2 separate regions of the Mus musculus genome follow, and region 2 is linked to region 1. A link is a contact called in ENCODE POLR2A ChIA-PET data. All regions are on one chromosome and are shown on one strand. The core of a region is the stretch at or near the end of the contact, and the rest is flanking DNA. Distances in the headings are between cores, read along the strand shown.

Region 1 (4,885 bases), core at 1,275-3,774:
AGGATTTCCTCCGAGTTTGAGACTTTTAAATTCTCGAACAGTTACGTCAGCGGGGCCGAGCGCACTTCTGGGCTCCAGGGCGGCACGTGACCCAGCCGAGCTTCCCTCTAGGCGTCCTTTGGCTCAGCTAGGCTGCCACCGGGTTCTCTTACTTTGGGTGTTGTGCACAGGCAGCTTCAGACGTGCTGTGATTGCCTAGGAACACGCCTCTATATACCTGCTGTTTTCTTAAGTCCCGCGTTGGTCTTTTCTTAAAAAGTGGCGACTCGATACACGGTTGTCTTATGGTGTCAAATGGAGAGAGACATTTGTGGTAGCTGGTAGAAATAGAAACACCGGAGGGGAGAGGAAAGGGCTTGCTGAATGGGTTTACATGTGCCCTGTGATCACCCCAGGTCCCCATTGAACAGTCCGTTCAATGAGGGGTCCCAGGGCAGACTCCTATTTGTTTTATCCCAGAGGAAAGCACAGTTCTCTTATGAGGCAGAGAGAGCTCCCGATCCATTTCTCTGATACCCTGTAGAGTGGCCACATTTAAAAAGGGGCCACACTTTCTTTTATATGGAGCAATGACTTTGGCTGGTTTACATCCATTCAGATCTACATGTAGATTTTAGTGGTGAGTCCCAACTTATGCTTTTGGGCTGACAGTTTGAATGTGGAAGGGAGACTAGGGCTGGCTGGCTGTGCTGGCCAGCGCGTGGAAGGATTTTCATGGGTCTCTTCTTCACAGGCCCAGCCCTGTCCTGGGCGTTTTTCTCTAAGGAGACTTGGAGCAGGATATAATCCGGCAGCTGGCCCCTTATACAGTCACTAGGGTGGACTCAGTCTCTAGGCCACCTCCTTCTTCTGATGCCACTCAAACGTTAGGTCCCAAGCTAGGTGCAGTGCCGTGTGCCCTTAATCACAGCTCTGTGGCATGGTATGTTGAATATGGTAGCCAGCATTTAAGACCCATCTTAAAAGAAACAGTTAGCTCAAGCCTCAGAGTATGTTCATGGAGTATGGCCTGCTTATATTCCAGTCATTCATACCCAGGCATCTTTGCTTACGGAAGTCTGCAGATCAGTTCTTGGGGCCTCTGTGAAACCTAGATAGAATTAGTCCTTCCCCTCTGTTGCCAGTGCATGGACTATTTAAACTGAAAGGACACTTTAAGATCAAGGTTTCCCGTAACAGATTTGAAAAAGAAGCATGGACGTGCAGGGTCTCAACTAGGATTGCATTCCAAAGTGGGGCTCCAACACAGGACCCCAGACTCCTGACCTGGTTGTGTAGGTGTCACAGCACAGGCAGCCTCTGGTTTTATTTGGTATTGCATTGGTGTTGTTTGTTTGTTGTTTCTATGGAGACAGACTCTGCATGAGGAAACGACATATCTAGCATCTAGTTTACAGAACTACTTCCATAAAAACTGGCAGGGTTCTGGAGAGGGGGTGGTTGGTGGCAGTTGAATGACTTCAAGACTGTAAGGTCATGTGTGTGTGTGCATGCGTGTGACAGAGAGAGAGAGAGAGAGAGAGAGAGAGAGAGAGAGAGAGAGAGAGAGAGAGCACAGGTGCATCTGTATCTGATGGGCAGACTTTGATAGGGGTCAGCACCCCTTGGAAGGAATATCTAGAAACACAGAAGGGTATTTCTGGTTGCCTTGGTGACCAAGTGCACTATAGGCACATGGTGGGTGTGGGTCAAGGGCACTTTGCATGGGACAGGCCTGAACAACCGGGAATCGGGAATTGCTACTCCAAGTAGCAGTAGTGGCCTAAGTGGAGGACTCTGCCAAGGTCACAGGAATTCAAAAGATACTTTTTAGGAGGATGTGGAAACAAACCTATCTATGGCAGCCAGGTTCTAAGCTGTAGTGTGGATGAAGCTAGAAGACAAGGAAGGTGTAGCGGAGAGCATTGGCAAGATGCTGATGGGGCTAGCAGACAAGGAGAGTGTAGTGGAGAGCATCGGCATGCATGTGTGCACATGGATGTGTGTTTTCCTGGGATTTGGTCCCTTGGCCCAGAACACGGTCCTTGGATCATCATGGTTGGGTCTGGCAGACTCCTGCACCTGCGCACAGACAATCAGAAAGTTTGAGAAGTTGACAGAGTCAGTGGCTGAGGTTGTCCAGAGGAGCAAATCTAAGAAAGAGAAGGCTCACAGCCAGGTCACTGGGTCTCTCCCATTGTGACCAAGGTCTGTGAAACCCAGCTTGGGGATGGATCTTTTGCTGCCTCTGCCCCAGTGAGGTCACAGACCTTGGTTTATAATCTGAACAATCATTTTCACAGCGACTCCCTTGGATGACAAAACATTGTAACAGATTATGAAATAATTTGAGAGACGTGAGAGGCATGAAAACAAAGACTCAGGAGAAACAAAGGTTTGCCAGGCAGGGCCTCTAAAATTAGAGCAATGGTCTCCAGAAAACATAGTAATTGCTGGTGGTGGAGGCTCCATTCTGGACGTGGGGGAGGGGCTCAGCACCACCCTGCTCTCCGTCTCCCCTGTGTACTCTGTTACAGGGTTTCAGCTTCTCGTCTAGCTAATGGATTCAGGCGTGCCAGTTAAGAGAAAGCAAAGTTCTCGAGACTCATTTCCCCTGGGGCGGGAGGGGCAGTGTAGAGATTGCCAAGGATTTAGAGACAAAGACTCAATCGTACCAGCCCTGCCTCCCCTCTTACCAGCTGTGTGACCTTGGGGGAGTCATGGACCATCTAGGGGGCCTCTTCTCTTTAGTCAATAGTAGGGGTAGTTATCCTGGCCCCTCTGCTTCATGGAGCTGTGGTCTGTTGGTGAAGCCGCATACATGAAGACACTGGCAAACTGTAGAGTGCTTTGCAAAGGAACAGTACCCTGTGTTAGTAGTTTCTACCTCACAGGTGCCTGCTTATTGGCGGTATGTTTCCTGGTATCTGCTATAGCCTGTGGTTATTATTATTATTAGGTATTATTGTAAAGTGTAAGCAAGGGGCCGCACACATTCGAAGCTACTGACTGGCCTCACTCTCTAGGAGCAAGGTAGCTGGGATCCTGTATGCTTTCTCTAGATGAGGTCCAAATAAAGTGTGTGGAACCTGATTCTGCTCACAGAGGACAAATCTGGGTAGAAAGAGACAGAAAGAGAAAGCTGTTGCTCCGTTGGTTGACTTCTGCACTGTCTTCAGCCCTATTGGTTCTTCTCATTTGGGGTCATGTCCGTAGTAGCCCCCCCCCCCCCCCAAATCCATGAGCCATCTCAGTGTCTGCCATTTAGACTTAAAAGCAAGCGATCACCATTCTTGGATTTGAGGGCATGGAGGCTTCAATCATACCTGTTTTGAGCACATTCTGGACAATGTTCCGTTCAGTTGCATCTATTCCCCTCTTCCTGGTATTGTGCACGCAGCCCTTCCTTAGCCCCAGGCTTCTGTGGCTTTTGGTTGTCCAGCTCCCCTCTTCCCACCACAGGGAAAGGCCATGTTATGTTACCTCTTCCACTTGACTGAACTGTGTTCATCTCCCAAGTTACCTGGCCTAGGAGTCTGTTTTCTAAACATACCTGCTTATAGTACCAGAGCCCTAAGATCAGATCTGGCTCTGTGAGGTCCTGCTGGCTTTGGGGAGACTCCCATGGTTTGAGGGAACATTTTGGTTTCAGAAGAGATGATTGCTTTCTGGGGTGATTGCCTTCAAGCCTCAGTGTTCTTGGCATTTGGAAAATATCCTAGGCTTTTCTTGGTGTCTTCGGCCTTGAAGTGGGCCAAGAGAGGGCCAGTAAACTTAGTACCAATCAACCTTGTGTAACTAACTTTCAGACAGATGCTCCTTAAATGAGTCGCATGTTTACCTGTGGAGTTGAGCAGGAATCAGATCCAGAGATGACTCCAGCCAAGACAGACAGCATAGGCCCAAGTGAGAAGTCAGGGCTTTTAGCCAAAGCTGCATCTCAGGCTCTGTTCCCAGGATGTCCTGTGATCTGCCTGCTCAAAGTCTGTCCTTGAAGTCTGACAAGACCCTGCCTCATATTTCTCTGAGCTCATCACTCAGAGTTCCGTAGAACATTTCCCCAGCGGCTCCTTGCTGGGTCAGGGAATAGGCCCTCTCGTCTCTCGGAGAAGTATTTACTTCACTTAAGGATGGAACCTTCTTGTGTGACAAGGAGAAAACCAAGTAATTTTATTGCTGGTGTGGTTTTAGAACCAGAGAAAACCTGTGATTCTGATAAATTCTTAATTTGTTTGTTCATTTCAAAGTTGTCTCCTGTCTACATAAAAATACTGGAGGCTTCTGCCCGGCCTTCAGCTCATTGCTCCTGGGATGGGTGCCTGTTCTCAGCTCAAGCAAGTTAGAAGGGTGTTGGTTCTGGCCTGCCCAAAGAGGCAGCCAGAAAGATCTAGGGAGACAGCTATAAATATAGTTTTTTGGGGGCCACTTTCCTGTATACATATGATACCTACCTCCTGCTTAGCCATGACCCATGGTGAGATAAGTGCCATTCCTTTCTTAGGGATTTTATTGAATAGACCAGGCTGGCCTGGAATTCACTATGTAGCCCAGGCTGACCTCCAATTCACAATCTTTCTGCCTCCACCTTCCTAATCCTGGGTTTACTCATCTATGCTCCCTCCCATGCCTTGATAACCTATGTTTTTAAACTGTGGTTAAACAAATCACTTGGTGTAAAGTTTTGCATCTTAACTGTGCTGCCAAGTGTACAGGTCAGCAGGGTTGCTGTAGTGATACTGTTGTGGTGTGGTCCGATCCCTGGCACATACATACCTTGTCAGTCTAAACACACACACACACACACACACACACACACTCTCACTCACTCTCTCCCTCCCTCCCTCCCTACCTCCTTCTCTTCCCCGCCACTATCTGACAGTCACCGTTCTATTTTTGATTCTATGAC
Region 2 (4,885 bases), core at 879-3,378, 72 kb before region 1:
AAGCCAGTTTAGCACTTAGGAGGTGGGGGCAGAAGGATTGGGCTATCCTTAGCAACACAGTAAATTTGAGGGTATGTAAAAAACAAAACAAAACAAGTTTTTATGGTTTTTAAACAAAATTACTAAGTTTATTTAGTAAATGAGTATCAAAAATTAATATTTCATCTTGGTGTTGTGATACATACCTTCAATTCCAGCATTTGAGAGGCAGAGGCAAGTTCAAGGCCAGCCTGGTCTACATAGGAGTTCTAGGACAGTCAGGGCTATGTAGAGAAACCCTGTCTCAAAAGAGCTAAAAAGGAAAAGTTTAATATTACAATGGACCGTATGAAATTTAATGTCATATGTTTTAGCCTAGTATATATAAATAAGTTAATAGTTGATTAGGGAATAATGATTCTAGCAGCATTATTTACTTATAAGGAGCCATCTTCAAAATGAAAATAAAAATTGAACTGAACAGATCAGTTTAAAATAAATGATTTTTTATCATTCTACAGCTTAGTATGATATATGTGTGTGTATACATATATACAGTGAGTATTCAAAGCAAGCTATCTGAAATTATTGATTTCACATACTGATAATGATTTCAGTATAATTTAAGTGAGATATGAACATGTTAATCAGGATCTTGATTTCAGTATAATGAGTGTGCTTTCAGGTCCTGATAACGAGCCGGATTCTCTTCATTTAAGAGTTAGGAGCAAGAGACTTGAGCATGAGGCTGACTGACATTAGTGCCATGTCATACATTTTGAAGAGTTTCATTTTCGCAGTACCGGGGATCCAACCAAGGCCTTGAGTATTCTAGGCAAGGGCTCTTTCACTGAGCCACACCACTGGTCCCCAGACACATTGTAATTGGGTCTGCTCACAATACTTATATTCTATTGGTCAATGATTGTTCGGTATGCATAGTCTGTACTGGTTACTCCAAGTTAGTTGAATGACTAAGCAAGCCAACAGGTTTTTTTTTTTTAATTTATTAGTTTCTATTTGTTTTTTTGTGTGTGGGGACACACACACACACACACACACACACACACACACCTGGAGATATACTCCTGCTATAGCTCATTCCCAGGAATGAGAGGACAGCGTTCAAGAATCCTCTTCACTACTTACTATCAAGGCTAAGAAGGACCCTCTTGTTTGGGGCTCCCACTCCAGGCTAGCTAGCCTGCCAGCTTCCTTCCAGTCCTCTACCTCTTACTATAGGATTGCTGAGATCACAACCGCATGCAACCCCAGCAGACTTTTTATATGGGTTCTGGGCCTTGAACTCTGGTCCTTCCCACTGTGTGTATCTGGTGTTCTCTAAGGCACCAGCTTTAAATTAGGATCGTTTAAAGTTTCTATGGTTTGGTTTCTCCATAAAGAAAGAAAGTGAGCATGCCAGGTCGATCCCTGAAATCTAGCAAGTGATGTCAGGCAAGGGGTAGTGCCTCTCTGATAATTGTTAGGGCACATTTAAGTTAGGAGGATTGTTAATATGTCACTGAATGCCCCTCGGCAGCTTCATATGGGAACTTGTTCCTAGCCTGGCTCCCAGATCGTCATTTCCATCAGCAAGGAGCCCACATACACAGAAGTGAAGGTAAGTCGATGAGACAAGTGTTCAGAGGGAAGAATGAGAAAACCACGTTGTTGGAGAGTAGTAGGTTCACACCTCCTAATGTTTGACAGCAGGCTGCACTCTCACCAGCAGCGAGAAAGAGAAAGCAGCCGCACTGAGTTTCCTAACTGAGTATAGTTGGAAACAGAAAACCCTCCTGGGAGCGCTGTACCCCAGGCTACTTGGCATTTGCGGTTGGGGTGGAGGGAGTTGTCATTCGTTTGTGTATGTGCATATGTGTGCACGCTGGCGCTAACTCAGCTTCAGGAACAAACTTGCCTTTCAGAAGCTGCAGCCAACCCTGGGCGGGGAGTGAAAACACCAGCCCGTATTGGGAAAGATGTCTGGATGGCATGTTGCAAAAGAAAGCCCTTCCAAAGTGATTTTCCATGATGTGGCTGAAGAGATAAACATTCGCTGTCTGCCTCTGAGTTTGGGGAGATGAGCAGAAGAGAAAACCTCGGCTCTCCTTCCCCTTTCCAGGTGTTTATGCCCTTTCGTTTTTTCTAGTCACTCTGACCAACATTGCGAGGGACGCTGGGCACCCTGAGTCACCATGGGCAACGAGAACAGCACCTCGGACCACCAGGTGGGTTCAGGAAACTCTCTCCCACCTCCTGCTGTGCAGGTCTCACACTAGCCCCCCAACATCTCATCTCGATCGATCGATCGAGCGAGCGAGCGAGAGGCAAGGGAGGACAAGTCCTCGGCCTGGACCCATGTGACATACTTGTACCTGTGGGGCCATTCCTTCCTTACATTTTCAGAATTCCTTTAGTACCTCAGCAGCCCTGCTTTGTGAGTCCTGAGCACTCCCTTGTATCCTGTGCTTTTAAAACTGCTATAATGAGAAACGAGCACATTCCCTCCAGATTTTACCTACTCAGCAACTTCCACAGATGAGGCAGAGATTGAAATGATTTGCAAATGTGTGAATGCAGAGCTGATTTAATGCAAATAGTTGTTTCAGACAAGTTTTTCACAGTTGAAGTGGACTTTTCACTTCCTTCATGTAAGTCTAGGTTAATAATACACATCCAAGCTTTGCCAGTATTTACTTTAAGTTTGAGGATATTAGCTTAGTGCCATGGGGGGCGGGGGGGGGACGACACTTTCCTGTTGTCTCACAGGCCGTGACATTTTTGGATTAATGGTATGGGCCTCTTTGATTGCAGAAGTTAGATTTAAGAAGCAGCCTGCAGCTAGGGAATACCTTAGTTGAAGTGTGTGCTCCCTGAGTGTGTGGGCCAGAACTCAGTCCTACAGAACCTACATACAATTGTACAGAAGCCAGGTACAGAGGGAAGCACTTTTAATCCCAGCACTGGCGAGGTGGAGACAGGAGCACCCAGGGGAAGTTTTAGCTTCAGTGAGAGACCCTGTCTCAAAGAACAAGGTGGACAGTACTGAGGAATGACATCCAGCATTAAGAGTGTCCTACACACAAGTGAGCCCACACACGCATGCACACACACATACACACAGGCACACTTAAAAAAAATGCATTCTCACTTCTTCTTTCCAATCAATTTGGGAAGATTTTTTTTCCTCAGGCAGGAAAATATTAATTCAAAAAGAAAAAAAAAAATAAAGTGGCAAAATCCAGCAATTTTGGGTGTCAGGCCAGAAGCAATTAACAGTGGGTATGAGACAATAGGGAGAGGTAAGGACTGTGGCAAATAGGTGGGTTCTAGCCTAATGAATGCAGCTATCACCCGACTCCATCAGATTGTGGTCCTAGGCAAAAGTGGCCCAGTACAGTAAGATTTTCCTATTTGTTCTAAAGAAGTCAGAAGCCTGTAATTTTCTACCAAGTCTTTAATGGTTTTTGGCATGCACTTTATTTATTGTCTGGGTGGAGGCCAAGGGACAGCTTACAGCCGTCAGTTCTATCCTACCGCGTGGGTCCTGGGGACCAAACACAGAGGCCACCAAACTAGTCAGCAGGGGCCTTTGCCCACTGAACTGTCTTGGTGGCTCTTTGTTTATTTATTTTAGCCTTTTAATTTAAGATGGTGGCAAGTTTATGTATAGTTTTTAAAAAATACAAAGAGAGAGCCTCGAGGGTGACATCTTGCAAAGTTATTCTCCAGTTTCACCGTGGAGACAGATACTGAGATGGCCAAGCCCGAGGAGGCTGTCCATTGCCAGACTTTTCTTGCTGCCCTTTATAGCCACACCCACTCTGGCAACTGATAGTATTCTACACTTTACCATCTCAAGAATATTATAGATAGAGGGTCGGACGCTGTGTTATCTTTTAGAACTGGCAGATCTGGTTTCCCCCCCCCCCCCCCCCGCGGGCAGAATGCTCTCGCAACACACACACAAGCTATTGTGTATTGTTTTCTGCCACTATGAAGTTGTATTCCATGCCACAAAGATGGCAATCCAGTTCTCAGGTTGTCCCCTCTCCCTAAAGCATATTTGTTTTGTTTCTAGTTTTTGGCTATTTCACATGAAGTTGCCATGTGCATTTGTGTTCAGGCATGCACTTGTATGTGTATGTGTGGGTGTGTGTGTGTGTGTGTGTGTGTGTGTGTGTATGTGTGTGTAAGTGTGAGTGTGTGAGTGAGTGTATGTATGAGTATATGTAGGTAAGTGTGTGTGTGAGTGTAAGTATTGTGAATGTGAGTATGTGTGTGAGAGAGTGTATATGAGTGTGAGTGTGTGTGTGTGTATGTGTGAGTGTGAGTGTGAGTGTATGAGTGTGAGTGTGTGTGTTCATTTTCACTTCTCTGAGATAGATACCCAAGTGTTCAATGTCTGGCTCATACGATTGCATGTTTATTTCATAAAGATTTGTCCCAGTCATGGTGTTTCTCAGTCTCTGTGCCTTCTTACCTTCTTACCTTCCCACCAGTACACAATGAATGATCAGTTTCCTGCATCTGAGAAGCATCCATAGAGCTCTCTGGGACTGGAAGTCGATCACTGGAGAAGCTATGCATGCTGCACAGGTCACCATTGGCTAGTCACTTAGCAACCATCTCAGATGTCAGACCAACTACACTGCATGCTTGTCTTCAAGCTGTCCTCTCACAGCAGCCCAAGGTGACATCACACAAGGTGACATTACAGTGCCACCATGCACCTTTCTCCAATCATCCCGTAGACATTGTCATTTTACACCATCACACAGAGGGCACGCCCAGTCCAATAAGATCCTTGAGGTCTGGAGAGAGGTGAAGAGCGCTTGCTGCTCTTTTAGAGGAGGGGAGTTTAGTTCCCAGCACCCATATCAAACACACAACCTCCTTGTTACCC

What was found. ChIA-PET counts read pairs that join two places held with the same protein, here RNA polymerase II (POLR2A).
Region 2: POLR2A ChIA-PET joins it to region 1 with 28 read pairs in embryonic stem cell. The contact joins the promoter of Tacc2 here to the enhancer-like site in region 1. POLR2A ChIA-PET finds 5 or more read pairs at or near these places in 3 of 5 experiments (Patski and embryonic stem cell).

What each region holds. Positions count from the first base shown.
Region 1 is chr7:130,646,892-130,651,776 of GRCm38, forward strand. The region is part of intron 3 of Tacc2 (transforming, acidic coiled-coil containing protein 2); the gene reads left to right. Among named protein-coding and RNA genes, the nearest start is that of Gm39098, 3.4 kb to the left of the region's middle. Within about 2 kb of position 2,525, at least 1 of the 3 ENCODE cell types and tissues checked has a DNase peak (open chromatin) inside an H3K27ac peak, as active enhancers do.
Region 2 is chr7:130,575,310-130,580,194 of GRCm38, forward strand. Tacc2 (transforming, acidic coiled-coil containing protein 2) reads left to right here and starts at 2,129. Exons shown (of 22, transcript NM_001004468.3): 1 at 2,129-2,207. The coding sequence starts at 2,175.